2 separate regions of the Homo sapiens genome follow, and region 2 is linked to region 1. The links are chromatin loops, found by intact Hi-C in ENCODE. Cell type or tissue: IMR-90. All regions are shown on one strand. Links, peaks and the distances in the headings refer to the core of each region. The heading gives the core; the rest is flanking DNA. Region 1 overlaps ATP8B4 (ATPase phospholipid transporting 8B4 (putative)). Region 2 has its middle 230 kb from the start of DTWD1.

Region 1 (16,336 bases), core at 4,637-9,636:
TGGTCAGGCCATTCCCCAGGTCCACGGGTGGTAAGTGCAGGTGGGTGCTAGCTGTGGTGGTAGTGGCAGGCTGGGTTAGTCTGTCTTCCAGTCTCTGGGAGGAGTGGTCATGATGGTGGATGGAGCCACGGCAGTGGATGGTGGATGGAGCAGGGTGATCCCCAGGCCCCTAGGTGGTATGCTCAAGTACTGGGGTGGGGGGTATGGAGTGCGGTCAAAGCCAGACTGGACAGACCTGTCTGTATGTTCCCCTTCTCCCCGCTGTCCAGTGGTATGTATGGGTGCTGGCTGTGGTGGCAGGGACAGGGTTATCCCAAGGCCTCTGGTGGAATGCTCAGGTGGGGGTGGCAGTAGCTGCACTCTGGCCGTGCTGGCTGCTGGGGTGAGTGGGATTGCTTTTAGTAGTAGCAGCCTTAGGCAGGTGGCTGGGAAGTGTGTGCTTTGGCTGTAGGTGGCAGCTATATGTAAGGTAGCCTATCCTTAGGGCATGTGGAAATGTGAGGAAGTCCTGTTGCTGGAAGGGTAGTGGGGTTGCTGTCAGCGTCTTGCACTTTGGCCATGGTGGCAGTGGTGGCAGTGGTGGTGGCTGCAGGTGGGGAATGTCAGTGGAGCTCCAGGAATGTGGAAAGCCAAGTACTGTTGGGCCCTCAGGCAGGATGCAGTCTGGTGGGGCTGGGCTCTCAAAATGACACTTTGCTGTCATTTTGTGGTATGTGGGACCCAGTGTGAGCTCCCTCTCTGGGGCAATGGCACTGCCTTGTCTTCAGGCAGCTCCCTATGTTAATTTCAGGGTCTGAAAGGGTTGAGAGGCTCTCCTATGGCTAGGAGTGGAGTCTGTGGTGAGATTGTGGACCACTGGGCATCCCTCACTTATACTTTCCCTACACAGGAGAGCCTTTCTGGGCTCCCAGCCAGACAGGATGCCTTGTTTCCCTCTTCTTCTTTTAGGTGTTTCCTGTCACTTCTCTCTTGAACTCCAATATTTTCTCTTAGATGACATATTTGAAGTATGATTATCTACTCTCTATCTTGGTGCTTCTTTGTGGAGGAGGCAACTGCCAGATGCCTTTAGTCGTACATCTTGAAGGACCACTCTCATTCAGAACTTGACTCTTGCTGAAGGAAGATAGATGCAAACAGATCTAGATTTTAATAAGCCTGTTGCTAAATGTTTTGAGACAGTGCCTGGAAGAGTATTGTAGGCAGTACACATGTATTACCTCATTTTGTTCTTAAGAAACTCAATCGTAGGCATTACTGTTTTCCCTGTTGGACATATGAGGAAGTCGAAGTATATAGAGGGTAAGTAACTTGCCCAAAGTAGTCCGTGGTTCAGGTGGGATGTGAATCTAGGCAGCTTGGTCCCAGAGGCTGTGCACTTGCCATGTGTTTCCCTAAACATACCTCAGATTTATTTTTATTCCCTTTAATAATTAACCTAAAAATATAGTTGTTAAGGTATCTTACTGCTTCACTTGAGTAAATGGTCAGACACCAGATTAGCAAGTAGAGTCAGCAGAAATTTCCAGGGGAAATAGCAGATGTAGGAGAAAGAGTATGGGCTTCATGTCAGCTGGATTCAAGTTGGAATCTCAGCTTCATGCTTAGGCTGAGTGGGAAACTTTTGATATGGGAATAACCTCTGTTTGCTTGGTTTCCTTATTTGTAAAATGGGGATACAAATATCTACTCTATATCTTATTTTATTTGGGGGATTAGATAAGAACTTAAAGCTTTATGACTGTTCCATGCGCATCTTTCTTGCCTTCCTCATTCCTTGTCTATTTCCTCCCTTCTCCCTTCCTTCATTCTTTCAGCCACTGATCCCAATCTTTCCACCAACAAGGACTACTTTTGTAACTATTTCCCCAATAAGGGCAGCAGGCCTGAAACAGTGGGGAAGGAAAGGGTAGAATAAAATAGACAGCTTTTTGGAGGTAGAATGAATAGGTCTTGTAATTTGATTGGATGTGAAGAGAAATAGTAGGAGGCTTTGTCACTGCTAGGTTTCACAGCCCAGAGTGTGCTCAGGCATGCAAGAATAGAAACTCATTAAATTTTCTAAAACTGAACTTGAACCTCTTTCTGTCTGAGGACAGAACAATTAAACTAGGCATTTTCAGTTAAATTTAGTTCAAGTCTGGGATGTACAATTGCCTCACCTGTTACTGTTCATCAGTGTCTACCCTGCTGGCATCCAGCACTTCCCACGTCTGTGTTCCTGTCTGGTCTCTGCTCTCTTAGGGTTGTTGTTGGCTTTCCCTCTTGGCTGACTTCCACACTCTGCTGGGGAACCATGGAAAGTGTGGCTGCTCTTCCTCACCTCTCTATGCCCAAGATGACTTGTGTTCTTATATGGCCACTTCAGTTTCTAAAATCCCTTTACTCTGCTGATTCCCCTAAATTTATCTGAGGATTCCATTAGCCACATGGTTCCTTCATCCACTACCAATCCAGGGGCGGGTCAGGACCCCGGCTTTTTTTAGCCATCACTTATCAGTTTCTAAACTCCTCAAAGTCCCCTTTCCCTAGGCTGGGATGGGAAATGAAGGAAAGTAATTTCTTCCTACTCTGCTCCTTTTGTCATCATTTTAATGCCTTGACTCATTTAAAGTTTATTCTTTTGATACTTAAAGAAATCCCCCCCTTCTTTTTCCAAAAGTCCAATTAGTGAAATTCCAGATTGCTGAAATTCAGACTAATGATGCTGCTATGAGTTTCAAAGCCCTATTTTGGTGCTCAAAAACAAAAGTTTCGTTGTATTTTTCTCCTTCTATATTTGGCTCTGCAGATCCTCCTGAAGCAAAGTATGTTTCTAGTTAAATGGAGAGGATCACTTGTGGTCCTAGTAGTAGTGGGAAAAGGAGCGATTGAGTTAATATCTCAAGATTTTATCCAACTACATTTGGTTGGCTAGATGACACAACTGTCATTACGTGGAAAGAATATGGAGAAATGTGAACTACTTGTATGCTGTTGTTGGGACTGTAAGTTGATAGAAACTCCCTAGAGGACAAACTAGCGATATGTTTCAAAATTACACATACGCATAGTTTTTACCCAGTGATTCTTCTAGAAATTTCCCTTAAGAAAATAAGTGAACAAATGTATGAATTTGTATAAAAAGGAATATTTATTGCTCTATTGATTTATGATAATAGAGATGAGAAATAGCTCAAATAACCAGCCATGAAGGATTTTGTTAAATGCTATGATATATACATGCAATGGAACACTCTTCAGTCATTCAAAGTGATTTTGTATTTTTCGACATTGGAAAATGCCCATGATATTTTTGTTAAATGATAAATGAGACTACAAAACATCATGCGTAATGTGATCTCTCTTTTTGCAAAAAAGTGTGTGTGCATGTGTGTGTGTGTGTGTATATATATGTAGGTACATATATGTATAAAACACTATACATCTACCCACCTCCTTACCTCCTTGCCTATCAAGATCTGGAGGATATAAACAGTGGTTCTCTCTGGGTGATAGAATTATGGATCATGTTTACTTCCTTCTTTATGGCTGTTTGTATTATCTGATGTTGTAATAGTGTTTGTGTAATGCTTTTACAATTAGAAAAAAGCTAAAAAAATTATCTTTTTTAATGAGAAGAAAAAATATTCAAAAGAAAAAAAATAAAGAATTTCCAGCTAGACTCAATATTTCAGGAGCCTTGGGGCCACCTTGCTCAGCTGACTGGAAAATAATGTTATTTCTACTCAGACTTGTAGGTAACCCCATTCTTAGAGTATAAGACAGAGAGGCAACATATGATAGAAAATTCTATGTAAGAGAAATCATTATAGTTATAGTGTGCATTTTCTTAATACTAGGACTGAGGGTAAAATGGCATCCAAAAAAGCTATTGCTCAAAGTTGTTCTCTATACTCCTAATCTCAGCTACTTATATCTAAGCCTACAGCTTTGGGATGAAATATTGAAATCATAAATTTGCACCATCTCTTTTTCTTGTGTTATGCTTTTGAGTTCAGTGGGAGTTCATTTAAAAAGAAAGTGTAACCAAAGAACAGGATCTGAACAATAGTAGCTATTGAAAAGAAATGACCAAAATGCTTATATTTAAACCTGTCAAATGTGCTTAGATTATTTCATAAACATGGATATATAATTTTTATACATATCATACATACGGCTTGTTTCAAATTTAGTGTCGTGAAACCATTTTAGACACTTTGAGTCCTGGGTTAATTTTGCTGCTGTAGCTGCCTTATTATTAAAGGCATGCCTAGAAAGCTACAGTTAAACCCTGCTATGGTTTCTCAGAAAATTACTACATTGAATACATTTCACCAATTCATATGTCTTCTGCTGAAAGGAAAACAGACTGAGAATTTAATTTTGATTGATCTGAGAGGAAAACTCATTCCGTATTTCATTTTTGTAGCATTGATCACGTGTTTTGTTATTAGAAAAACTCATGTTCTTTAACTAAATCATAAAGTGACTCCACTGCTTCTAAGAAGTATCCCAGTGATATAACTAGGAATTGATATTTCTTCTTTAATCAGCAAAATATGCATCAGTATTTTTTGAACATCTACTTGGTGGAAAATTATTTATTTGAATGTGCAGGGTTCTCAAATGCAAATGGCTTCAGGAACAGGCATATAGCATTAATCATGTGATCTGGGCTATCTATTATACATCAGGGAGTGATGGGGCCTTTGGTGAGTGGGAACATCATGTTGGCCATAAAGCCATAGAGATTCTTTAAGACACTGTGCAGGCCAAACAAAATGCATTTTGGTCCTAATTCCTAACCCCTAGTCACCCAGGAAAAATGTTTTAGTACATTAAATTTCTCTCATGAATCATAAAATTTTAGAGCACTTACTTAGGTAATCTTGTAGATCTTCTGGCACACACTGGTGCAGCAGCCCAAGTTTTCATGATCTATTTTGACTGCTTGGGGCACTAGCCAAACTGACTGGCTGGTCCCATTTCATGAACTCTAATAATGAAACTGGTTCAGTGGTTGAACATCTTAAAGGTCTCTCAGGTAGGGTAGTAAGGAATGGAACTGGGAATTCAAATCAAAATTTCATGTACTTTCTCCCTTTCTCTACTGTTGGCAGGGTAGTGCTGTCCCTTAAAACTGTCCCTCCAGCACTGTGTCTTAGTCCAACCTAGAGGCAGTCTGTGGCTGACTCTATGTGTAAACCAGCTTGGTGCAGTAGACCAAGAACTGTGAATATGAAGACGTAGGTTCCAGCCATGGATCTGTCGCTGGCTAATCAAGTGGCTAGAGGTCAGATAACTCAACTGTGGAAACAAACATAAGATGTCAGAGGCAGTCTGAACCCAGGTTTCCAGGTTCCAAGCTCAAAGCTCCAGCTTTCATATCAAAGTCCAGATTTTCTTCTTTTAAACAGGATGTCATGGTTTCAATCCATTTCCAACAGATCGATTTTTTTTTTTTTTTGAGACGGAGTTTTGCTCTTGTTGCCCAGGCTGGAGTGCAATGGCGCCATCTTGGCTCACTGCAACCTCCGCCTCCCAGGTTCAAGTGATTCTCCTGCCTCAGCCTCCCGAGTAGCTAGGATTACAGGCATGTGCCACCAAGCCTAGCTAATTTTGTATTTTTGGTAGAGATGGGGGTTTCTCTATGTTGTTCAGGCTGGTCTTGAACTCCTGACCTCAGGTGATCTGCCCGCCTCAGCCTCCCCAAATGCTGGGATTACAGGCATGAACCACTGTGCCTGGCCACAACAGATCAATTTAACCTTTCAATATAGAGTGCCTTAAGAGGACTGACTAAACGACTCTTTTTTCCAACCATCCTCTTTTCTTCTTTATAGGTTGTATGCAAGCCAGTATGTGCCTAACTATGCTTTGCTGTGCTTGTAGTGACATGGGGCTGTGAATGCCACAGTTGCCTCAACTGTTAATGCGATTCTGCATGCCAAGAATTGTAATAAACTGCCCTTCATTACGCAGCTTGGAAAAAACAGGCACTCTTTTGTTTTAGCATTTGTTATTTGTATTATGTGGTTAAGCATTGTGTGTACGCTTCAAAAATGTATAGCTCATAGTCATTGAAGGGAGTTATGTGTAGCTTTTTCCCTTCCTAATAAATCGTTTTTGTGAGAACCAGCTGGTGTTTGAAGAGCTAAATTCCAGGAAGAAAAAGAAATGACAGCTACAGAGCGTGGGCAAAGGTCTAAAAATATGAAAGCCCAATCTGGCCAAGAGACGTTGGCCTGTACAGAGAAAGTGCAGTGACAATTTCAGCAGAGCCAGAAAAACTGTCCCTTTTCTGCCTGGAAAAGGGTTCATGTGAGATGTTAGGAAGACAGTTTAAGGAGAAAAAAATCCTAAGTAAATAGAATTTCAGCCAATACTTTCATGAACTTCACCCTTCTTTGGAATGTTTTTACTCTCTAAGGGGAAAACAGATTGAGTCATTTATACAGCGAGTGAGAACTTTACTCAAAAGGAGTACTCAGGAGATGTTTTCCCTGTGGTGCTTTCTGAAGTCACAATTTATGAGCTCTGCAACATTGTCAGAGAAATGTTCATTTCCAAGGAACTTGTCTCCCTTGCTTTCTTTATTATTTGGCACTGTACATTTTCATGACTGTGAGGAGGATTCCCTGACATAGTTATCTGATGGGAAAGTCTGATCCTCTCACTTACAACAATGATTTTTCATGTCTGTTCTACTTCCCTCTCCCCTTTGTAACTCCCTAAATTTCACACATAGCACTCTGACTTTATACATCTTTTTCTTTGATTCTGCAAACTGATTGTTAAATGTGTGATATGATTCTTGGAACCATGTGACCTCTGGGTTCCTAAATGCAGATGTGATTTTGGTCTTGGACAGCAGAAGGAGATATTGAGCTAGAAGTTAATGTATCTTTTTGTATCATTTTTATTTTTAAACTTAGTATGTAAACAATTGGTGTTACATTTTCAAATAATTAGACAGCTGAGGGCTAAAACAGTTGTTTTGGTAAGTGGACATTCTCTTCTTTCAGAGGAGCCTCAGCATAAAACCATTTTAATAAATATTTTCTACACAGGATGAGTAATTTCATTTCGCCAAAAGACACAATATTCACTTTCTGGTCTTCTCTCACTCTCCATGTTCTCCTGAGTGCTCATTTTGTAAATGCCAGTTATGACCCATGCTGGATAGTTCTCTGGTCGTGGTTGAAGCTTCTGTAGGTTTGTCAGCTTGCCTTATGTTACTTCAAAGCCTGCACTCAACTGTTCTTGAAGAGGAATTTCCCTTCCTTTAAGGGCATCATCTTTCCATTTTGGAGAGAACAGTAGAATGCCACTTCTAAGTGTGCTATGTCACCATACAATCTTCCTCTTAGATGGCAGAGATGCATGGGATGTGAGCAGGATTGCTTTATAGCTACTGCTAATTAGATCTAGAGCATTTGGAGGGCGTTTCCATTTGGAACAACCCTCTATATTTTGGTGTCTAGTTTTTTTCCTAGAAGATTTATTCTATTTTTTAAGCTGAATACAATTTTTGCTTAAAATGTTCTATCCTATTATAATGGCTATGCCAATTCAGTAAGTACCATCATTTTTCTTCTTGTTAAATTTTTTTTAAAAAATATGTTTCTCAGAGGACTATTTTAAGCTGGATCGTATTACATTGTACCTCAAATTGATGAATTTATTTTATATATAGATGTCCTGGAATTCCTAGAAGATTTCATCAATTGTCTTTAGTCTTGTGCTTTCCATTATTTAACAGCATGCCTGCCAGATAGTGGTTCTTAAGCCCTTGAAGCTCAGACAGTCTTAAGTACCAAATCTATCAAGATCCCCTAGTTCAAACACAGCTCAAGATGGTGATTTAGCTTTTAGGTCATTTTAAACATTCAAGATATTGTATTTTCATTATGTTTACTCTCCTACATCCTGGAATTTGGAAATTTGCTAAGATATTCCCATCACAAAGAATTATCCAGCTTGCTTACTGAAACTGGGTCTTATGCCATATTCTCTCTGAATAGTGGTGAAATAAATTTACCTCTAGGCAAGTTTCTTGTTAGAATTAGTAGGCATGCTCTGTATGCTTTGTTATGTTTCACTTTTCACCCTCTCCTTTAAGGAAAGCAAAACAAAATTTGTTTGGACAAAACAGAAATTTTTCCAATGGCCATGTAGTTTGTGAAAAAAAGCAGCAGCTGGAGTTGGATTCTATTGTAGAAGAAACCATAACAGGAGATTATGCCTTAATCATAAATGGCCACAGTTTGGTGAGTTTGCCTAAGGTTTTTGTCCTTTCTTTTTCTTCACTGCAATAATCATCTCTTTTGTGCTATCATAATGAGACCTCCTTTGTCTTTTCCAGACAAATGTCACTACTAGATACAGGGCATATGCGATGATTTCCTGTTTGCAAAGGGAAAGGAAACTTCTAATATATATCTCATACATTATTATTTGGATCACCACAGTAAAGGGGAGGCTCCAAAGAAATGCTAAATTCACAGAATATCAATCTTGTCTAAATGACTATAGACCACTTAGCAGTATTATTTAAGTGCCTTTCTAGAGGGGAGTGTTACGGCTCACTGTTACTTAATTAAAATAATGCAACTGGGTGGATGTATTATAATTATTGCTCTTACTAATGTTTGTGATTTGTGGAGCACAACCTGACCTTCATGTAATTACTATACGAAATTATTGCCATTAAGATACCTCTAGTGGTTTTTCTAAATAGCAGCATTTTACAGCAATGCCAAACAATTTGCTTTGATTAGGAAATCTGGTTCTTGTCCTAATAGAATGAACTTGCATTGTACTTTTAATGTAGTTCAGATTCTGAATCTTGAACAAACATGAAAATACTCTTCTGAGTTTCTAATTTAAAATACAAAAGCTCCAATTACGCTCCAGTGAAATTATAATTTATATGCACAAGGAATTAATCTCACATCTTTCTCTGGCTTTGATGATCATTTTTCACTTTAGGGTTTGGACAATAAATGTATCTTCTTGTAGACAGTTTCTTAGAGGACAAAAGAAGTTGGGTATGAGGATATTGTGTTTTCTCCCTTGCGATCAGCTGTCTGTTGTTAGCTCTTAGTGCTTAGAGCATTATCCAGCTGGATTCCAGACATAATGATGTGTTGCCTTCTACACCATGGAAAGTTACAGAGCTCAGCTGCAGGCCAAACTCAGTTGAAAGTTTGTCCACATGACACAAAATTCCTTTATGCACAGAAGAACAGTAACTGAAAATTACGACTGTCATCTGGGTCTTAAAGCTGGTGGCCCCCAAGCTGAATTCCCCAGAGACCACAATATGGAAAGGGAATCTTATGAGTTATACTTTGACTTTCTCTCAGGCTCAAAGAATCCAATGTGTGGTGACATTAAGAGTACTCAGGTGATAATTTATACCATTCTCTCTCTCTGTCTCTAAGTGCATTGAAAGAAGGAGGTAAGATAGATGCTCTTCAAGAACACCATCATATTCAAAGCCTGAAACTCATGGAACCATGAAATGCCATTTTTAATTTAAGGAGACTTGACTATGTTTTTGCTAGTATGGTCAGAAAGCTTTTTCTTTCTTTCTTTTTTTTTTAATCATGATTCTAATTTGCTCAAATCCTGATGCTTTGCAGAATGTAATTTGGCCTTTGTTTTTTCTCAGAGTCTTAGCATAGTTTTTCACTTGCTGATAATAAAAAAGAGAGAGAGAGAGAAAGAGACCATTCTAGGCAAGACAGACAATTATCTGTTTTCTCTTTCAGAAAGAGTGGTAATATTTGAAAATGCCAACTCACAATTTCACCTAGGAATTATAGGTTTGAACATGAGAATTTTCTGTACTGAGTTATGTTTTTATATTCATTTACCCATCCAGCCATTCATCCATTGACATTTTTATTAAGCGTGCCCCGGTCACAGTGCTAAAGTCTGAGGATAAGACTGTGAATAGAACATGGCTCTCGTTTTAGGGATTGCTGTCTAGTGGGTGAGATAATCACACAGTGGTATGACAAATACTGTAAAAGAGGAATGAACACAATGCTTTGAGAGCACAGAGGGAGACAAATTTACTTCTTTGTGGGAGAATCAGGGAAGACTTCCTGGAGAGAGTGATATTTTCAAGTAGAGGTAATGGCAAGTACAAAGGCACAGAGGCAAGAAAGAGCCCATTCAATCATGAGGAACAAGCAATTTGGCATGATGGGAAAAAAAGTGTAGACTTAAAAGTGGTGATAGAAGATGAAACTCAAAAGGAATGCAGGGGCCAGATTGATATGGGCTGTGAATGTCTTGCTAAAGATTCACTCAAAGATACTGATGACTCAAAGTGTAAGTGGATTTGTTTCCTCTTAATGTGTTTATTAAATAATTTACAGTAAAACATTTTCTAGGAAAAAAAAATTGCACAGTTAATTGGAAGGGATTGTGCTATCTTTTTTAGTGATTTCTTGGTATAGCTAAAGGCTCTTATGCATTTGGATAGGAGCAAGATTAGAAATGGTTGAGGAACCCTGTCTGTGACGCAGCTTGCGTGCCCCCCTTTTGCACAGGCCTCTCTGGGTTTCAGTCACTATGTTCTTCAAGGGACAATCCCCAGATCATCTGCTTTTCATTTTGCCTGCACATTAACAATCACAACAAACTAAATATACAAAACAACAGTGCAAAGAAACAAAAAGCCCATCAGATAGAATAAACAAAACATCATCATTTGTAGTTCATTCTAAACTTGGTGAGCTGGTAGATAGGTTCTGTCTTTTGTTTTCATCAATTTTAATGGTTTCTAGAACTTCTCCAGCATTTAACTCTCTCTCTCCAGTGCAGCATGATATCAAGGAAGACATATAAATGGCAGTTTTGTTTATTTTTATTTTAAAATTCCTTAGTAGTATTTTAAAATTTGCTTAGGAGTTCAATACTCATTTCTTTGGTTCTTGTTGCTTGTGTGATTCTGAATCAACAATGACTTTTTGGAGTGAATGAAATGGTTTAGCAAACAAATGAAATGGTTTTAGCAAACAAAACATTTGTCTTGTTTCTCAACCCTCATTTATTGTTTCCTGTTCTTGTTTGAATTTTATTTTTAATCATACAGGCTCATGCCCTAGAAAGTGATGTCAAGAATGATCTCCTAGAACTTGCTTGCATGTGTAAGACTGTAATTTGCTGCAGGGTCACTCCACTCCAGAAAGCCCAAGTGGTAGAGCTGGTGAAGAAGTACAGAAATGCTGTTACTTTGGCCATTGGTGATGGAGCCAATGATGTCAGCATGATTAAAAGTAAGAGGATATTTGCTCAATGGGGTATGCTGCATACATGGGGTCCTCAGTTTCAGCATTTGGCAATATATAATCACTAGATTGCATTAAAATTTAATTTTGCCAGTGATTCTAAAATGAATGATACTTCTGGGTCCAATGCTACCACCATTATTAGTATTCGTAACAAAATTTCTTTGTCTTTAAATAAACCATTTGTGTATTTTTAGGCTAGAAAAAGACGTCGTTCACCTTTTACTATTTGAGGAAGTAAGTAGCTACGGTGTAGAGGAAAGAACACCAGACCCACATTTGTAACATGTGACTTTAACCCCATCTTTGCCACTTACAAATTGTAAAAACTTCTGTAAGTCACTGAACTTTTCTGAGGCTGATTTTCTCTTTTGTAAAACTAAGAGAAATATCTATCATAAGTGTTTCATCAGATAATATATGTGAAAAATTATAATTGCAATGGCTGTAAGTTTTCCGTAAATAAAAGAGGAATGACAAGTTTCCAAAAGAGATCGTGGCTTTGTTTTGGGAGTGACAGTGTTCCTCTTTCCTTTGTAGGTGCTCACATTGGTGTTGGCATCAGCGGCCAGGAAGGATTGCAAGCAGTCTTAGCCAGCGACTATTCATTTGCACAGTTTAGATATCTCCAAAGGCTTCTCCTTGTTCATGGAAGGTGGTCTTATTTCCGAATGTGCAAATTCTTATGCTATTTCTTCTATAAGAATTTTGCATTTACACTTGTGCATTTCTGGTTTGGTTTCTTCTGTGGTTTCTCAGCCCAGGTTGGTAAAAGCATGTTTTTTTTTGTTTGTTTGTTTGTTTGTTTTTGTATGATATTACAAATGACTCTTCTTCATAGCTCTTTACTAATAAATTCAGAGCATTTTTTAATGGCTGATTCAAGTAATAGTATTACAATTATGTAATTGATAGTTGACTTGAGCTTTGTACCCAAGAAGAATATGTATCTAGCTGGAATTTTATTTATTTATTTTCTTATTTAGATAGTCAACCAGTGAGTACTCCTTCCATGCATACTTTAGTTTTTGTTGAAATGTTTTTGGTATGATGACAGGTAAGCTTGTTGTAGAGTTTTAATTTAGAACAGAAGTCTGCAAATCACTAATAAGAAATGTTGAGGTATCTTTACTGGGAAGATGGTTTCTTATCCAACACACTAAATGTATCTGGACTGATTGGTACTCTGACATCAAAGCTGTTTAGACAGCAATTCATCAGCTAAAAGTTGATCTATAGATAATGCTGGTAGGAAGAAAGAAAATTAGCAAATGTATAAATTAGGATTCTATTTTTATATCGCTTCTTATACATTAAAGGATAGTTATTTAACCACACATCTTCAATATCAGAAAAGTTTTGACCCAATGAATCAACTGTAAAATGTAATGTCTATATCATTTAAATATACTTATAAATTTAAAAAATTTGTTACCAAAAACTTAAATGTAGATATGGCATTGACATTTTGAACAACAATACAAGAAAAAGATTGTCCTTGAAAAGGAAATGGTAACCATAACACTCAGAGATTTATTCAATTGTTCTTCCCTTCTTTGGGTTTAATCAATGACATGGATTCAACGATATGCATGAAGGTGATTTTTAAAAAATCATTTTATTCAAAAAGACTGAGGATAAATGAAATCTTGGCATCTTCTTCTTACATGTGCTAAGGGAGATTAGTGAATTCCTTTTTACAATGAAAATACATTTTCAACATTTTTTCCTTCTTCTGGGAAGTTAAGATTTCTTAAAGTGAGGCATACCTGTTCCCATTCCTAATTTTCTCTTTTTAGGATAACATGCCCTAAACTAAGAGTAGATTATGTTGATATTTTTGCCTTTTTTTTGTTAATCTCTTGACAGTTGAAGTAAAGCAGAGTCTTGATTTTAGCTACTCAGAAGTAGAAGTTATCTTAGTGCTACTTCAGAGTAGGCGTGGGGCTGGGGTTATTTGCATGCTCATAATTCCTCCTTTGTCCAACAAAGACAAGCATTGGAATGTGGCCTGTGGCTTCCTAGTCTGTTGATTTTCCTTCCACATAAGAACAAAGCAAGACCATCTGCTAACGGGTGTTTCTAAGAGATCTAATTTTCATATTCCAAAGGCTTAAGGCTGAAGAATCTCAAGACTATGAAGGGACAAACCCCATTTAAAAACTCTTAGAACACAGAAGAGTAGTCAGTGATTTGTATTTGCAGACGCACAAAGCTTGAATAGGCAACTGTTCCACTAAGTTGTCTGTTAAAACTGTGAAGTTGAAACTAACGTTCAATGACTTCTAACCTCTACATTTAGGTCATTTTCTGGGTTCTGATAAAAATCGGTCAGAGCCAGATATTAAGCAACTAGAATTTTTATTCTTTCACTGGTATTTGCATTTTAAAAGAGAACAACAAGGGAGAACAATAATTGCCCCAAAGACATGAGCAGCTTGATGGTTGAACCCAGCTGTAAGGCACACCACCTGTCTGTGATTAGGTTTCTGAAATGTTTGATTTAACTAACATGTTTCTTTTCTGTGTCCCTTCCTTTCCCTTTTGTTTTTTTACACTGAAATCTCTAGTTAATTGCACAATCTTCATTTTGAATCTATTGTTAGTCCCAGTTGACCATCTGTGTTCTTTCTTAAGCCAGTGAATTGGGTTGGACCAGTGGTTCTCAAGCTTTAGCGTGCATAGGAATCACCTGGAGGGCTGGTTAAAGCACTGCCCACTGGGCTCTAGCCCCTAGAACTGTACTTTGAGAACCACTGGGCTAGAAAACCTAGAAGAGTATCCCAAGTTCTGCTTCCTTGAACCCAGACCAGAGTAAAGTCCAATCTGCTGACTTTTTGTTTTGTCAACAACATTAGACCGTATTCATCTTTTCTAAAGCAGAGGGGCCAGTTAAGCCAACAGCTGATCTCCCCCAGTTGAATTTTTCCAGAGGATTTAAAATCCTTTCAGCCCTCTTGTCAGACCACTGTCCCTGAGGCATATTTTACCTGCGCTAAGACAGGGCCAGGTGGAAAAGGGATGTCTGTTCATGGTACAGGATTTCTTTCCCCAGTTTAGCCAGTCTATTATATCTTACCTAGCTTAACCATTAGCTCCTTGAGGAAAAGAAGTACATCTAACTCATCGATACATCTGTAATAAAATCTTGAATGTTACCTGCCATATAGAAGGCCTTCTAGTCATTTCATGTTGGTGGGTGTTTCTATAGTCCTTTCCCATGCTTGAGGCAGGTGCAGCAAAGAGAGCCATTCCGACGTGCCTCCAGTCACTCACACAGTTGCCACTTACTCTACCCACCCCAGGGGCCATCCCTGCAGGCTCTGGATCTGGTCTGTTTAAACGTGTGCAGCCTGATCACCACTGTGGCAAAGGGGCTCAGGGTCTTAAGATCTAAATGCGGTTATGGAACTGATTTCAGAATATGGAATGCTGTTTTTCTCAGTTGTGTTAATATTAATATGATACAATAGTTAATTGGGCTACAGGTGATACATTTCTTAGTTATTTATACATCCTTTCATTCTAGGAAAGACATAGAGTGGATTTTCCAGGTGTTTTGGCTGGTTCTTGTCTGATTTAAATAGGGCAGGATACCTTTTTTTACGCAGAGGAGCAATCACCATATAAAAATAATTGGGCCTCTGAATAGGAGTCCTGGACTGCTCTCTACTTTGCCCCGATTTGTACGATGACCTTATCACATTGGGACCAAAGCTTATACTGGAAAGGGTACTTTGGTCCCACTATTTAAGGATTTCACTCATTTAATAAATATTCACTAAGCCTTTGCTCTGTGTCAGGCCGTGGTGCCTCCTGGACCTTATGTCCTGGGTATGTTAAGAAGTGTGCTCTTGATGGGCATGGCAAAGTGTGATCTGACAAATTTTATTAGCTGTTCATGTTGTGGAAGGTTTAAGGTTTTATATCCAGACTTGTCAGAGAAGTAGATAGGCTTTCCAGGAGAGTGACAAGTAGTAATTGCTTATCACCTGTTGGAGAGGAGAGGACAGCCAGTCAGTGACAGTACCCATGTAGTGGCATCAATGCTGTGGGGTCAGCTTCTTTGTAGAATCATGATATTGTTGACACTAACAAGCAGGGATACAAACAAGTTATAATTATACCTAACATTTAAATAGTACTTACTATGTTTCAGGCATTGTCTAAATGTTTTACTTTTATTAGCTCAGTAGTTACAATAACCATATGAAGTAGGTTTTACAATCATGGTCTATATTAGCTTAATTATGGTAAAAAACACATAAAATTTACCAACTTAACTACTTTTAAGTGTAGAGTTCGGTAGTGCTAACTATGTACACATTGTTATGTAACAGATCTCTAAAACTTTTTCTTTCTGCAAAACTGAAACTTTATATCCACTCAATAACAACTCTGCATTTCCCCTAGTCCCTGGCAACCACCACTCTACTTTCTTTTTCTATGAGTTTTCCTACTTTAGATACCTCATATAAATGGAATCATATAGTGTTTGTCTTTTTGTGACATGCTTATTTCACTTAGCATAGTGTCCTCAAGATCCATCCATGTTGTAGCATGTGGCAGTATTTTTCCTCTTTTTAAGGCTGAATTGTGTTACATTGTATGTATATACTACATTTTGTTTATCCATGTATCCATCTATGGACATTTGGGTTGTTTCCACCTCTTAGTCTATATCAGCTCTTTGTTCGATATTTTCTAAATAATAATATTTGGGAGTTCTACTGTCCAGTAAATTCTATTTCTTCCCACTCTCACCTCCCCATCTTCTCTCTTCAGGCTTAAAAATTTACAGTTCACATTAGTCTGTGAATTGTAGGCTCTGACAAGTCCAAATGTAAAGAAACACTACTATATTTGACTCCAAGATGCATATACATGTATTCTCACATCTGACATCTCTAAGACTTGGATATGTCTTTACAATCAAAAGTATATTACAATATCCTTTGATCTGAATTGAAGTCAGGTTTTCCAGAGAGCATTTGTGTGACTTCATCCAGTTCCCTGTGGGCACTGCTGCCAACCTAAGATCTTTC
Region 2 (16,336 bases), core at 5,781-10,780, 54 kb after region 1:
TAAGCCTTTAGCTGAACTGCCTGGAAGCCAGAACTAAATGACCCACGTATTACCAAATGTGTATTGCAAAAGATTTGGAGGACCTTGCTGGGCTAATCTGTAGTTTGGGGCTATGACTTAACCCTATCTGTCCTTGAATTTCAAAACTTCCTGGCAGATCTATTCCTGTAACTGGTGCAGAATACAAATCAGCTTGGAGCTGCATACATAAACATCCAGATTTCAAGAAATAATAATGATTAGTTGGCCAGATATCTCTGGCTATCTCAATTCAGATTCCCATAAGGTTTATAAGGGCAAGTTAAAATTTTTAATAAACTGCAGCCCTAGACTTACACAGAAAATTCTTACTGGAGCAGGATGCATGGAGAGATGATAGTTAACTTGGAAGTAAAGTAATGATCAAGAAGAAATCTAGTTGTTTCACCCCTTGTAATAAATGTTTCTATACTCCCTGCCTTCTTCTAGGTAAATGTGAGCAATGATTAGGATGCTTCTTTAACAGCTGATGATTTTCCTTCTCATCCCCTTTCTGTCTCTGCTCCAGTATGTGACACTATAGAGATACAGGGAAGTATGAGATAATGCACCAAGATTGGACAGAAATAATAATATTGACCCCAAAACATCCTCAGAAAAGGTTTTGAATAAAATTCCTGTTACTGAATTTCTTGAGATAATGTCACTTTCATTAAATGACTACTGAAAAAGAATAAATTAATTTGGGATTATGATTAGTGACTGGGGGAGATATTAAGCTTATTTAACAAACAGTTGGACAGGGACACTGACCAATAAGAATGAACATGGGCCATCAATGGCTAGTCTTGCCCCACTGCTAATGGCAGCTGGCACTCTGACCTATTTGGACCACGTGATAAGTCACATTTGAAACTATACCTATTTTTCTTTATGAGGTGCCTATTTGGTCTAAACCAGATAAAAACAGCAAGATTTTTTTTTAAACCAAGTAACACCAAAAACACTATAGGGCAGGTCAAAATATTTTCCTGGTATCGTTTTGTGTGGTAGCTAATAGTTTTCTGAAGGTACGAGATGATGTGTTTTGAACAACAGGAATAGTTTCTAACTGCATATTATTGACAAAATATGTTTAGGTATTGTGTATGGTTTTTTGTCTCAATGAATACTAACATTTTTAATTGAAATATTTTTAAAAATATATATTTTACAATTATAATATAAATAATTGTGGTTCATAGTTTGGGAGCTTAGTTAAATACTTAGGGGTAGACAAGATGACCAGAATTATCTTTTTGATTGACAGGCAAGACTTTGTTTTACGGTTCCATTTCTTCCTCAAAGTTCTCATGTATGGTTCACACATAGCTTACATCTAGTAGACCTCTCAGATGAAATGTACTAACAAATTTAGTTCTACTGGACTAAATTTAAAATTAATAAGTGAATCAATCACTTAATAGAACACTGAGTGTGGAGAGGCCACGGTACAAGATAAATAAGAAATGGTTTCTTTTTCTTGCCTTCGGAGAGGTTCTAACCCAGTATCTTTCAACCATGCATTATACATACCACAGTTGATGGAATCTAAAATGCCCCCTTGTAAATGATGCACCATTCATTTACATACCACGGGAAAACAAGAAGAATATTGCCGCTTAGAGTTGTAAAGATGCCATTGGATGTAAGATTTACTTCTAATTTCAGAGATGTTAAATTATGAAATCTGGTAAGTATTGGATTGCAGGAGGTTTAAAAATATAGTTCATGTCAACTACTTTTTTATTGTATTGCTGTACAGGAAGCATGTCAGCATCTGCTTCTGGGGAGGCCTCAGGAAGCTTCCAATCATGGCAGAGGTGAAGGGGGAGCAGGCACATCACATGATGAAAGCAGGAGTAAGGAAAAGGGAGTGGGGAAGATGCCACACACTTTGAACAACCAGATCTCCTGTGAATTTATCACCAAGGGGATGGCCCAAGCCATTCATGAGAGATCCACCTCCATGATCCAAACATCTTCCACCAGGCCCCACCTCCAACATTGGGGATCACATTTCAACATGAGATTTTGGCAGGGACAAATATCCAAACTGTATCAGGACTAAGGACCAAGCCCTTCTCTGTCTCTTGGGACTAGGTAAGACCTGAAATTCTTATACGCTCCAAGGAGATGGAATGGACAGACTAGAGGTTCAGAGCCAGTCTAATTTGATATGAAAAGGTAAAAAAATTTGATACTTCTTACATCTCAGTTCTGTAGAAGAAACTCAAACCCATTGTGTAATTCTTTCACTTGATATTTGGTATAATAGTCATGGTCATCAGCTCATTCTGAGCAGGAGTGCTAATGAAGGATGTGTGTCTGTCAAGTCCAGGCTGCTTCATACAACTCTTGTGCACTCCACCCTCTATCCCCCCATCATCCTCACCCCCAGTTCTTCCTCCTATTCCCCACACTGTGGTGGTGTTGTTAATTCATCCACCCATTAGGCTGAAATGCAGGATATCAGGCCCAGGCCCCTAATTGCTGTTGTAGACTGGATACACATTCTTATCAACTCCCTTTACCATGGGCTTTTTTCTCTGACCCTCTGGTAAGTGGCCTGGGACCTTCTCTAAAATAGCATCATAAATCAGCCAGAGCTGGAGTGGTATCACCACAAAATGAAGAAGGAGATGAGTAGAGTACCTTCTACACATCCTCACCCTGGGTGGCTCAAAGAGGAACTATGCTTGTCTGAGTACCATTGATGATTGAGATAGAATTGTAAGGTGGGTGATCTGTCTTGCGTAGCCTCCTTCACTCTAATCTAATCTTACCACCTAACATGCCCTTCCCCATCTAGGTTACTCTTCTAAGTCTGCCTCAGTTACCTGCTGTAACCCCTTTAAAAGTGTTCCAGGTGATTCTCCTGCATTCGCCCAGGAGACTATGTACATACTTTCAACTTGATGCAGGAACTTCCTTCAGAATAAGCCTGCAGATGGCATTCAGTCTCTGCTCAGATGTTCCCAATGATGCAGTGCTCATGAGCTCAACGAAGCCAGCTCCCTTCGAACAGCTCCATTGGTGAGGAATCTCCTTCTTCTTTTGACCTGAGGTCTGTTTCCCCATCATTACCCTGCATTGTTTGCCTCTGCCCTTGCAAAAGAGACTGAATAAGTATCTCTCATGTGACAGCTCCTCAAATATTTGAAAATAGTTGTTCTGTCCTTTGAGTTAAATAGCAGCTTTTGTTGATTGTCTGTAGTCTTTAAATTAGTCTGTAGTCTAGATAGTGTGAGTTGGAATAGTTCCTGACCTCAAAAATGTTTTGATCTTCCTTGGGGACCTTGTCTAGATCTGGGAAGGAGTACCTTGAGGCTGAAAAAATATGAAAAAATAAAAACTGAGGAAAAGGTGGTGGTGGGAGAATAATTTCCAAAGAATGGCAAACTGATACCCAAATAGTCAAGGGGATTTCTCTAACACCACTTCTTAGTATGGGATAGTCCCGAATGTCCTTGGCATAAAAGAATTGATGAGAACAAAATCCAGCAACAAAGAAAAAATGTTTTCATAGTAAAAGAAAGGACTTGAGCATCATGGGGAGCTGGGAAAGGGGAATATTTGAGAGAAAGTCATGGGACAGATTGAGTCGTAGGAAAAAAGTGAAAGAACATTTATACTCTGTATAGTTTGACCACCTAGGAGAAGGAGGGGAAGGAGAAGCCAGGGGAATGGCTGACACTTTAGAAAGTCCATCGGTTACCTGTGGGACTGTTAGCAAAGATGCCTTCTCTAAGTGCATTTACCCACCTGGAAAATGGGGATCATGAGATGTTCCTTGAAGGATTGTGAGGATTACTAAGTGCTGGGTATTGTGCTAAGCCTCATAATAATTAGCTCATTCAATGCAATCTTCACAGCAACCCAGTGAGGTAGGCACCATTATTTTCCCCATTTTAAAGGGAAAGAATCAAACCCCAGAGAGGTTAAGTAACTTTCTCAGAGACGTATAATGGAAGAGCTGGGATTCAAACCCCAGGAGTGGCTTGTGCTCTTAACCCAATGCTATCTCTAGTTGACACTTAGGTCATAGATTTGGTCTTTTTTTTTTTTTAATTTTAACTTTTATTTTAGATTCAGGGGGTAGATGTGCAGGTTATATAGGTATATTGCACAATGCTGAGGTTTGGGATATGAATGATCCTGTCACCCAGGAAGTGAGCATAGTACCCAATAGTTTTTCAACACTTGCTCCCTTCCCCTAGTAGTCCCTGGTGTCTATTCTTGGCCATTTTTATATCCATGAGTACCCAATGTCTAGCTCCCACATATAAAGGAGAACATGAGGAATTTGGTTTTCTGTTCCTGCATTAATTTGCTTAGGATAATGGCCTCCATCTGTATCCATGTTGCTGCAAAGGACATGATTTTCTTCTTTTTTATGGCTATGTAATATTCCATGGTGTATATGTACCACATTTTCTTCATCTAATCCACCCTTGATTGGCATGTAGGTTGATTCCATGTCTTTGCTACTGTGCATAGTGCTGTGATAAACATACAAGTGCATGTATCTTTTTTGTAGAATGATTTGTGTATATACCCAATAATGGGGTTGCTGAGTTGAATGATAATTCTGTTTTAAGTTATTTGAGAAACTTCCAAAGTATGTCCACAGCGGCCGAACTAATTTATATTGCTACCAACAGTGTATAAGTCTTCCCTTTTCTCCACGGCCCTGCCAGCATTTGTTTTTTGACTTTTTAATAATAGCTGTTCTGACTGGTGTGTGATGGTATCTCATTGTGGTTTTGATTTGCATTTCTCTTATAAATACTGATGTTGAGAATTTTCTCATGTTTGTTGGTCACTTGTCTGTCTTCTTTTGAGAAGTGTCTGTTCATGTCTTTTGCCTACTTTTTAATGAAGTTATTTGTTTTTTGCTTGTTCTGCTGTTTAAGCTCCTTATAGATTCTGGATATTAGACCTTTGTCAGATGCATAGTTGGCAAATATTTTCTTCCATTCTGTAGGCTGTCTGTTTACTCTGTTGATAGTTTCTTTTGCTGTGCAGAAGCTCTCTAGTTTAATTAGGTCACACTTGTCAATTTTGGTTTTGTTGCAATTGCTTTTGAGGACCTAGTTGTGAATTCTTTCCCAAGGCCAATGTCCAGAATGGTGTTTTCTAGGTTTTCTTCTAGGATTCTTATAGTTTGAGGTTTTACTTTTAAATCCTTAATCAATCTTGAGTTAATTTTTGTTTACGGTGAAAGGTAGGGGTCCAGTTTTATTCTTCTGCATATGGCTAGCCATATAAACAAAAATTAAATCCACCATAAACAAAAATTAAAAATAAAAATTGACAAGTGGGACCTAATTAAACTAAAGAGCTTCTGCACAGCAAAAGCTTCTATCTCAGCACTGTTGATTGAATAGGGGGTCCTTTTCCCATTGCATATTTTTGTTGTCTTTGTCAAAGATCATATGGCTACAAGTGTGTAGCTTTATTTCTGGGTTCTCTATTCTCTTCCATTGGTCTATGTGTCTGTTTCTGTAGCAGAACCATGCTGTTTTGATTACTGTAGCCTTGTAGTATAGTTTGAAGTAACATAACGTGATACCTCTGGCTTTGTTCATGTTGCTTAGGATTGCTTTGGCTATCTAGCTTGTTCTTGGGTTCCATATGAATTTTAGAATAGCGTTTTTCCAGTTCTGTGGAAATGACATTTGTACCTTGATAGAAATAGTATTGAATCTGTAGATTGCTTTGGGCAGTATGGCCATTTTAATGAAATTGATTCTTCCAATCCATGAGCATGGAATGTTTTTCCATTTGTTTGTGTTATCTATGATTTCTCTCAGCAGTGTTTGTAGTTTTCCTTGTAGAGATCTTTCAACTCTTTGGTTAGATGTATTCCATGTATTCCTAGATATTTCATTTTTGGGGGGGCTATTGTAAATTGGATTGTGTTCTTGACTTGATTCTCAAAGCTTGAACATTTTTGGTGTATAGAAATGCTACTGATTTTTGTGTGTTGATTTTGTATCCTAAAAGTTTATTGAAGTTGTTTATCAGTTCCAGGAGCCTTTTGGCTGAGTCTTTAGGACTTTCTGTCTATGGAATCATATCATCAGCAAAGAGAGATCATTTTACTTCTTCTTTTCCTATTTGGATGCCTTTTATCTCTTTCTCTTGCATGATTTCTCTAGCTAAGACTTCTGGATTCATTCTTCATAGTTTCTGGTAGCTTAATTTTTGGTCACAAATGTGCACACTTCCTATTAAGGCTCTTCTTTTTTATCTGATTCCCTTAGACATTCAACACCCTTCAATATTTCTTAGCTGTTTCTTTATTTTCTCAACTTCTAAGCTATGAGTCAGTTTAAGGAAAAAAAAAAGAATTTTCTTTGAAAGTTACCTTATCTGCTTTTGTTTCTACAGGAGAAAGTCAGAACCTGACTTGAGCTAACACTAGGCAAGTGTCCATTTTCCATGGACCCCTGCTTTGGTGCTTCTTCAGATACATATGCTGGAATCAATCACTGTAAATTCTAAGCAAGTTGCTTTTTGCCTATAATAATTTTATAAATTATTCAGCATTCATACTATACTATATAAATATATATTTATACATATAAATAATCAATCACTGTAAATTCTAAGCAAGTTGCTTTTTGCCAATCATAATTTTATAAATTATTCAGCGTTCATACTATACTATATAAATGTAAATATATATTTATACATATAAATATGTATAATCTGAAAATGTTATATATAACTATAGTATGAATATAGTATATTAATATTATATTTTTGTATGATCACCAAAGTATTCTTTAGCTGGGTCAGCAGGAAGGGGATGCTTCAGATTTTTGAGTCAGGCATCAGAGGCCTGAAAGTTTGAAACACTTGTTCACTTTTGATTGCTGGCTTCCAGTTTTTGGTGCAGATCACTGGCAAAGAAACCTTCCATTTTAAATCTCTCTTGAGATGCTAGATTTTTGTTTTAAATGTGATCATAGGTGGTTTGAATGGATGCATAGTCAGCCAGAAAGTTGATTTGGATCCTGAAGTTCCCTTTACCATATACAGAATTGCCAAGAACAATATGCCTATACTGCCAAGAAATTCGTCTCACTAACCTGGATATGACAAAATACTTGCCACAGCATTTCTTCACACTCCTCTGTCCTATTCCTGCTGGCCGCCACTTTTTGAGATGGCACTGCTGCATTTGTCTGCCTTACTTCTCCACAAAATCAAATCAGAAATATGGAGATGTTCAGCAAGTCACAAAAGGAAGTTCTTTCTTCTATGATTCTATCAGTTCCACTCAATTAAGAATGCTCACCCCACCTCTGCCAACCCAGAAGCTCTGCATCCTTATAACTAGATGTGTTACAAGATGTTAGATTAGAAGTTAAGATGTGCTTGCTAACCTCAGTGACATGGTTGTCTCTATCCCTGCTTCTACAACTCCTTATGCATTCCTCTCTAATCATACTTGTTATGTTTTTACTTATTGTATATTTACAAGCCTCTCTGCTCCTCCAGAGAGAGAAGTCCTGTAAGAGAGGGTCTATGTCTTGTCTTTGAATTAGCAATGCATTGCACAGTTCCTGGCAGATAATTTATTGTCACAATATCTGTTAAATAAATAAATGGTCATGATTCAGACTTACTGTTGAAATAAGAGTTCCATTCCACAGAAAGCACTGACGTGGTCTTTTTGGCAACATTAGACTTGGAAAACACGTCTCTTATTTAACCAAGGAGGCATGAATATTGTGTGCTGACCACATCCTGGAGATAAATTCTATAGTTTCATTGCTTCAATTATTCTTTTGGATCAATATCCGGCAAGGAGTAAAACCCACAGTAGTGACTGAGCCCCTAAAAATACCTCATCAACTAAACCTCATGCATGGAAGATCTATTTTAAATGCAGTGCAGTCTTTTGGGCTTTAGACAGTTTCCTCTCTGACTAATAAGGCATTTTTTCTTGGACTTGACTTCTTATATTTACATGTTCCTCAGCCTTGGTAGTCTTTACTTGTTTATATTTTATCATTGCTTATTATATCTATTCATGTTGCAAGCTACTTTGAATCCTTTACGAAACGAGATGGGATATGGCTAAAGAGACATTGTTGTGTCATAGACAGATAACTGGGATTTAAATTGGAGATTTTGGGGATTTAAATTGGAAACTTTTGGGGGAGAAGGAGAAAGGAAGTTGACTTTCTTCCACTGATCCATCCTTTGGTCATGGGCAGGTCACTTCTTTCGCTTTTGCTGTTTGCTTCTGTTAGTTGATGTAGATAGTTGAGAATCATTCCTTCAAAAATGGTGACTGAAAGGTTGGAGTTTTGTTTGTTTTTTCTAGAATACAACTTATTCATGGCACTAAAAATAACCCACAGTCATGTCTTCTCAGCAGTTATTTTCAGCCCCCAAAGAATTGCTGTGGTTTCATTCTTCAAGTCCTTAGGGTCTGGCTGTGTCTTGGGGACATTCTTGCTACTTCTTGGCAAATCAATTAATGAAGCAACAGGCTGCATATCTGGCATCAGTGGGAAATACAGAAGCAGCATCAAACACAGGCTTTCTCTCAGGGGACTTCAGGTTAGCATGGAACAGAGCCCGGCACATGGATATGTGGGCAGTGAAATGGCCCTGCACTTGGAATAGAACACCTGGGTTCCTGGCCAGGCTATGGAATCTTGAGCAATTGTATCTAATTTTTCTAGACTTAATTCCCTCACAAATAGAATTGATAGTGGGGCTGTAGTAAGAATTAAACAAGTGAATGAACAGCAAAGAAGTTTACAGTTTGCAAAATAATATGTCAGGAGTACGTGCTATAATAAAGAAGTATTATTTGTATTTGATACAAAGCAACATGTCTAGAGACATGCATACCTGAATTCATGTCTTTACCAGCTGTCTGGTTGGGGGCAAGGCACTTGACATCTCTGAGTTTCAGTTTCCTAATGTGTATAATGGGTATATTAATACCAGCATCATAGAGCTCCTGGGAGCATGGGTGGCACTGTGTAGAAAACATAAAGGGTGGCTGGCACATGGTATGCACTGAACAAGTAGAAGCTTTCATTTCACTATTACTATAGTGTAACAATGAAAATAATATATAATTTGGTGCTAAATTGTTTGCCTATGGCCTGTGGGTAGTGTAGAAGTTTAGAGAAGAGGCATGCCAGCTGTTTTTGGAGTCTTGTTAAAAAGGCCCATAGAAGAGGTGTGATTTGAGATAGGCCTGGAAGGTAAGTAAGCTTTGCCTTGGTGGAACAAACAGTAGAGTTAACACAAATTAGTCCTGTGGCCATAGACAGCATAGTTCAGGCAGGATCACACTTATATTCATATTATTCTTGGACCTTCTGTAGCACCTAGCTTGGAAGTTATTTATGTATTTGTTTGCCTCCTCATGAGATCCTAGAAACATGTCATTTTTATCTTTATATTCCTATTTTATTTCTTAAGACTTTATCTTTTTTTTTTGGACGGAGTCTCACAGTGTTGCCCGGGCTGGAGTGCAGTGGTGCAATTTTGGCTCACTGCAACCTCTGTCTCCCAGGATCAAACGATTCTTCTGCCTCAGCCTCCCGAGTAGCTGGGATTACAGGCACCCGCCACCACGCCTGGCTAATTTTTTGTATTTTTAGTAGAGACAGAGTTTCACTATGTTGGCCAGGCTGGTCTCGAACTCCTTACCTTGTGATCCACCCACCTTGGCCTCCCAAAGTGCTGGAATTACAGGCGTGAGCCACCACGCCCAGGCAAGACATTATCTTTTTAGAGCAATGTGAAGTTCACAGCAAAATGGAGAGGAAAGTGCCAGTATTTCCCATATATATTCCTTAAAGTAATGGCTCTCAACTCTGTGACTATCAAGTGGAGAGCTCTTAAGAATGTCTATGCTGGGCCTCACACTAAACCTATGAAATTGAAATCTCAGGGTATGAGGCCCAAGTGTTGGTAATTTTTCAAATATCCCAGAGGTTCACAACATGACTGTAGGTTGAAAACCATTGCCTTATAGCACCAACCACACATGAACAGATTTGTTCAATTGTTGAGATGGTTGGATGAAATGGAGTACTTCAGAAAATACACTGGACTGAAATTAGAAGTTGCGGGTTGTAGCTTCAGCTCTGCCCTGACTGCTGTGTAAGGTGGTCAGATCCTTCAGCCTCCCTGGGCTCTGTGTCCTCATCAGCATTATAGGGAGGTTGCACCCTATGTCTCTTCAAGCCTTGATGGCCTATGATGTAGCTAAGCAGATGTCATCCTACCCTCTTTAGTTTGGGAAGTCAAATCTAGTGATGGAATGGTGTGGGTGCTTTTCTTGCTTTCTCATAATACACTTCTCTCCTCACCATGCCAGCCCCACCTAGATGCACATCAGAGGAGCTTACAGAGGACGTTTGAAGACTGTTTTCTTCTTTTCCCAAGAAATGCTATGATATTGTCAGTCTGTGTTTATTTCTAACGAAGGAAATATGTCCCCTTTATTGGAAACACCTTGTGGAAGGAGGCAAGGGCCTCTCTCTGCAGTCTGGCAACTGACAGCAGAGATGCCGGCTTAGCCCCACCTGTCCCCATAGCCAAGACAGACATGGCCCCAAATGCTTCTGTACGTAAACCTTTGTGAAGTTTCCTGTGGGCACAGCACAGATTGGGCCTCAGTTGCTGCTTCTGGCCAAAGTAACTCAAACCACATGACTGGAGAGGAATCAAGGTGAATGTACTTGCACTAGAGGCAAAAAATGTAAGCAAGTGGTACCTTCTCACCTTGGTCGTGAACACCTCTCTCGTGGACCAGGCATTGGCCAGACCTATAAAGTAATAGCAAATGCCAGTCCTGAAAATCACTGTGGACTTGAAGTAGGCTATCTGATGTTCCTTATAAGACAGCCATCCTTTTTCACTCAATAAACAACAGAGGGGACAGGAAATTAGAAGGAAGGTAGTAAACATGTGAGGAATTTCTTTTGGCACCCCACCTTCTCCGTCTGAGCCTAGAGCCAGGAGGTGGAGCAGACAAAGCTCTTGTGCCTGGTCCTCAAGCTCTTTCTTCATCTCTTCAACGTAGGCTGGGTTGCCCCATGTTTGTCAGAGTTTTAAGGAGGGGTCCTTGGCCTGTGAGTGTGTGGTGGCAATAGCCATTCTCAGAAAAATGCATCTTGCAGGAAGAAAATCAGCATCTTTAGAATCCTATAGAAAACAGTCCTCTATGATGCTGTCCTTCTGGTGATTTATAAACAGGATTTCCTGTTAGACCTCAACTGAGCTTCAACTCAACATTGCCAGGTCTGTCCTGCAGACCCTGGCTGAGCGACAGATGAAAGGAATACTCAGACACAGGTATCCCATGAAAGAGTGACTAGGGGACTGCCTGGCACTAGGTGGCCGAAGAGTCAGCAGCCCCAATAAGCCGGAGCTGCTTGTATTTATTCAGTACTGGTATAATGTCAAAGGCCTGGAGCCAACACAATCTATGGGTAATTAACATTGTCATTCCCCCTTGCAGGGAGCAGTCTTGCATGCGGATGATCAAAGGTCGGTCTCTGGATGACATACGTAAATAAGCTTATCTAGAGAGGCTACCTGCAACCGAGAATGTTAAGGTATTTCCTTTGCCATAATGTAGCCATAATTGTGTTTGGGCAGGTACACAGTAAGGGTTAGAACTTTTATAACTTACACACAGTGGGAGGATTGTGAAGTGATATGTAGCGTTACCTGGCACCTTAGTCCAATGTGTGTTATTAATGAGGGACCCTACCGGGGGCAACTCAATCCCTCCCAGCCAAGCAGTTATGTTATTAGAGGCTGGAAGGGCGTGTCTGCCAAGGTAACAGGGCAGAAGAAAGATGGATCTAAGAGATGAGCCCAATAGAGTGTAGCAGGTGCGGGTTGCAGGCAGAGTGAGAGAATAAGAAAGGTTAATACTCTGTGAGACTTGCAATGTACAACAGAAAGCATAGCAAGGAACAGATTATCTGGAATGAATGGTGTCTGTGTCTGGAGCAGGATTTGCTCAGCCTCCTGAGTTTTCTTCTTCAGCATTCCCCAGGTAATGTCCGGGGCCTGTGTCATCCAAGGAAGCTGCATCAACTGGGGCTGCGGGTCCTGCAGGGTCATTTCCTTCATTTCTGGTACCGGGTTGGATCCTAGCCATGCCATGGTATGGTTTGATGAGTCATGCTGGAATCCAAAGAGGGCTTGAGGGGGTGTGAACACAAGCATGTCCTCTTCCCCATGTTAGCAAATCATTTGGACCACACCATACATTACTATTTACATGTTTCCGTAAAACCGCAGGTTTTATGTTTTGAGAGCATTTTGCAAAATGCTTTTCTATGGCTGATTGAAATTTATCATCTACATTTAAAAAATTAAGGGTAAATAAGGCTTTTGCCAATAGTGTTGCAGGGTCCTTACCCATATTCCTTCTTTTCTGTTTTTTGAGCATATTTTTAAGGGTGGAGTGGACATGTTCTACTATGGCCTGTCCTTAGGGGTTTTAAGGGATGCCTGTGGAATGTTGGATGTTCCACGTGTGACAAAATTGTTGAAATTGTGAGCTGACATAAGCCGGACCATTATCAGTTTTAATTTTTGTGGGCCACTCCATAAACACAAAAGTAAAGAGAAGATGTTTAATGATATATTGGGCAGACTCTCCAGGAAGAGCATGAGCGCTTATTAAATGGGAACTGGTATCAACAGATACATGTACATATCTTAGTTTTCCAAATTCAGGGATGTGTGTAACATCTGTTTGCCATAATTGATTAGGTTCTAGTCCTCTAAGGTTAACACCTGTTGAAGGAGGGGATGTGACTGTGAGCTGGCAATCTGGGCATTGTAAAATAATTTGTTTAGCTAGTCTTTGGGTAACTTGAAATTGTTTAGATAAATTTCTCCAATTTTCGTGGAAAAATTGGTGTGATTGGGTGGCTTGGTCAAGCAATGATGTCATAACCTGCAGGTCTGCTTGATTATTGTCATAAGCTGGTGGCCTGGGGAGTGAGGTGTGGGCCCGAATGTGTGTAATAAAAATAGGATGTGTACATTGATCTAGCAATTGCTGAAGTCAAAGAAAATGTGTACACAGGGTGGGCTCAAGAGTAGACTTAATGAGGGCTGTCTCAAGGTACTGCAATAAATAAATGGAGTAAGCAGAGTCACTAACAATATTGATAGATTGAGCAGAAAAGATTTCTAGGGCCAATATTAGGGCTCCAACCTCAGCTGTCTGAGTGCTAGTAAATCCAGATGGAGTGAGGGAGTTATGCAGTTCCCACTAGATAACTGCTTTTCCATTTTTACCAGAGCCATCAGTAAAAAGCGTTAAAACATTAGGTATGGGGGAGTGAACTACTTTTGTAGGTATAACTACAGGAGTACAAGATAAGAACTTGTACTCTTATCTATCTGAAGTAGTTTGTCAGCAGGAAGGGCATCTTCTATATGGCCTGCTGCTATCTGCAGGTCTAGAGATAAGGGCAAAACTGCTTTGAATTGTTTTTTACGCAAGGGAATTTTTGTGACATCAGGGTCATAACCTAGCAATTGATTGCATCGTCTGCAGCCTGTATAGATAACTTTACTAACTAGCTGGATATAGGGAGATAGTGTTTTAGTCCCAATATGTGAGCAAAAAACCTGTTCTAGAAAATGCAGCCCAGGGGCCATCTGTCCTATTAATCCTGTTGAGGAATGTTTAGTAGGAAAAACAAATAATTGGACTGAATATCATGGGCCTATGCTATCTAGTTGCCTCTGAGAAATAGTTTGCTCTATTTCCTCAATTTCCCTTTGTGCTGCAGGGGTTAAATACCTGGGGGAGTCTAGGGCTGCATTGCCTTTTAGGATAGAAAACAGGCTTATAACCTATAAATAGTTATGCCTAAGGTGGGGCAAAACCAGTTAATATTACCTAGTGTTTTTTGATAATCATTTAAGGTGTGTAAGTTGTTAGTATTTAATTTAACCTTCTGGGGTCTTACTGACCGGGAAGTTAGTATCTATCCAGGATATTTCCAAGGAGAGGACATCTGTACTTTTTCAGGTGCTATGATTAAACCTCTTAATTGTGTATTCTTTTTGACAGAGGCATATAAACTTACAAGTATTGGCTCTGGTGGGGCTGCCAGTAATTTATCATCCATAAAATGAATAATCTTGCAATTAGGAAATTCTTTTCTACTGGGGAGCAAAGTCTGATTTACATGATACTGACACATGGTAGGACTGTCCAGCATTCCATGAGGAAGTACTTTCCAATGAAATTGGCAAACTGACCTTTCATTATTGATAGCTGGTATTGTAAACACAAATTTTTCCCTGCCCTGTTTTGCAAGAGGAATAGTATAAAAACAGTCTTTTAAGTCAATAATGACTACAAACCAATCTAGAAGAATCACCACAGGGGAAGGGAGCCCCTGTTGAAGGGGCCCCATAGGTTGCAAATTAGCATTGATAGCATGTAAGTCATGCAAAAGTCTCCATTTACCAGACTTTTTGGGAATGACAAAAATGGACAAATTCCAAGGGCTGTTTGATGGCTCTATATGGCCAGCTTTTAATTGTTCCTCAACTAATTCATGGTCCCTTTGTAATTTATCTCCCTTTAAAAGCCACTGTTCTACCCACATTGGATCTTGAGAGAGCCACATCATGGGTAGGGGAGGAATTGCAACAGTGGCCATTATTAAAAAGGGCTCTGCAGAGTGACCCCCCATTGGGCTAATAGGTCTCGTTCCCAAAGATTAACAGGGATGGGCATGACTAGAGGTTGTATAACTGCTTTTCTCCCTTCCAAATCGCAACATGTCAGGGGATGTGTGCTCTGCTTGGCTGTGTGCATGTCCCTGATGTTAACAATTTTTTGTTTCTCAGTGACCCAAGGCCAAGTTTTCAGCCAGTTTTGATCACTAATGATTGAAATGTCTGCCCCTGTGTACAATAAGCCAGTAAAATTTTTATTTCCAATTTTTAAGGTAATCATGGGTCTCTGATCAGTGATTAATTGGTTCTAATATACTCCTGTGGCTCCCATGTTTCCAAAACTTCCCTTTCCCTTTTCCTTTCCCTGAGTGTTGGGGACCCAGTATGGTAAGAGTAGTAACTGAGCTATCTTTGATCCAGGGGGAAGAATATGCAGACCTTTACATTCCATCATAACTAATATCTCACCTTGGTAATCACTATCATTTACTCCAGTGCGTACATTGATTCCTCTACTGGATAGGCTTGATCACCTTGGGACTAATCCCACTGTTCCCAGAGGCAGTGGGTCCCAGATCCCTGTTGCAACCCTTTTAGGATCTTCTCCTTCTTTTAGCACTAATTTGCTGGGGCAGAGTAAGTCCAGGCCTGTGCTCCCAGAGGTGGCTGCTCTGAGAGAGAGGACTGTGGGCTTTCCATCTGACCAAGGAAAGCCATTGGCATTGCCCCAGTTTGGAGCAGGGTCTGGGGCTGGCCCCTTATGAAGTTTCTCGCCTAGGGGTTTGCTGTTTTTATCAAATTTGGACTTGCATTGATTTTCCCAATGTTTCCCCTTTTTACATTGGCGACATACAGAAGGGGGTTCTTTTCTGAGTTAACTTGGTCTCTACTATTGGGGCATTCCCGCTTCATATGACCTGGCTCTCTACATAGAACACAATTTGGGTTTTTCTCCCTTTTCTCTTTAGGAGGCTTTAATGCCATAGGCAATATTTTGGCTTTGTGTGTTTCAGTCCCTACCAGTTGAAACGTTCATATAAATTCCCCAACTGTAGCTGCTTTTCCTCTGATTGCCTGCATTGCCTGTTGGCAATCCACATTAGCGTTTTCATAAGCCAACTGCAACAATAAGATATCAGTGGCCTGCACATGACTAATTTGTCTTTTAATTGCCTGGGTTAACAGATTGACAAATTCAACAAATGGCTCCTGAGGCTCTTGTCGGACATTTATAAAAGATCCCTGTTGAACTCCGCTTTCGGGAATTCGGTCCCAAGCCCTAAGAGCACACAAAAACACTTGGGCATAGGCTTGGGGAACAAAACTTAATTGTTGTACATTGGCATAGGGACCCCTCCCCTGCAGAATAGCAGCTGTTATGTCTTGCCCAGCCAATTGATTCTGGTTGGCTTGTTCGCACAACTTATCATATTCTGCCTTCCAGAGGAGTTATTGACTGGGCTCTAAAGTTGTTTTAGCTAGCACTAACCAGTCCCATGGGGTCATATGGAAGTTGTCTGCTATGGTTTCAGTTAGTCCTTTCGTAAATGGGCTAGTGGCTCCATTTTCTTTAATGCTTTTTCTTATATCTTTATAAGCA

The links. Hi-C counts contacts between places; a loop is a spot of excess contacts. Peaks named below come from ENCODE experiments on the same cell type or tissue, not always from the same donor. Only the 100,000 strongest peaks of a DNase experiment are listed, where the experiment ranks them.
Region 2: it touches region 1 in a loop (6-fold over the local background); 4 of 110 quality-filtered maps call a loop at or near these places.

What each region holds. Positions count from the first base shown.
Region 1 is chr15:49,893,011-49,909,346 of GRCh38, reverse strand. It overlaps ATP8B4 (ATPase phospholipid transporting 8B4 (putative)), which reads left to right. Exons shown (of 28, transcript NM_024837.4): 21 at 8,108-8,255; 22 at 11,096-11,279; 23 at 11,832-12,055. Among named protein-coding and RNA genes, the nearest start is that of ATP8B4, 220 kb to the left of the region's middle. RefSeq lists an enhancer at 1-171. In IMR-90, for the core only: a CTCF peak has its summit at 6,839; DNase peaks (open chromatin) are centred at 6,426 and 6,836; H3K27ac peaks cover 4,113 bases.
Region 2 is chr15:49,839,748-49,856,083 of GRCh38, reverse strand. No RefSeq gene overlaps it. Among named protein-coding and RNA genes, the nearest start is that of DTWD1, 230 kb to the right of the region's middle. In IMR-90, for the core only: no CTCF peak of the experiment used is centred there; a DNase peak (open chromatin) is centred at 7,693; H3K27ac peaks cover 2,799 bases.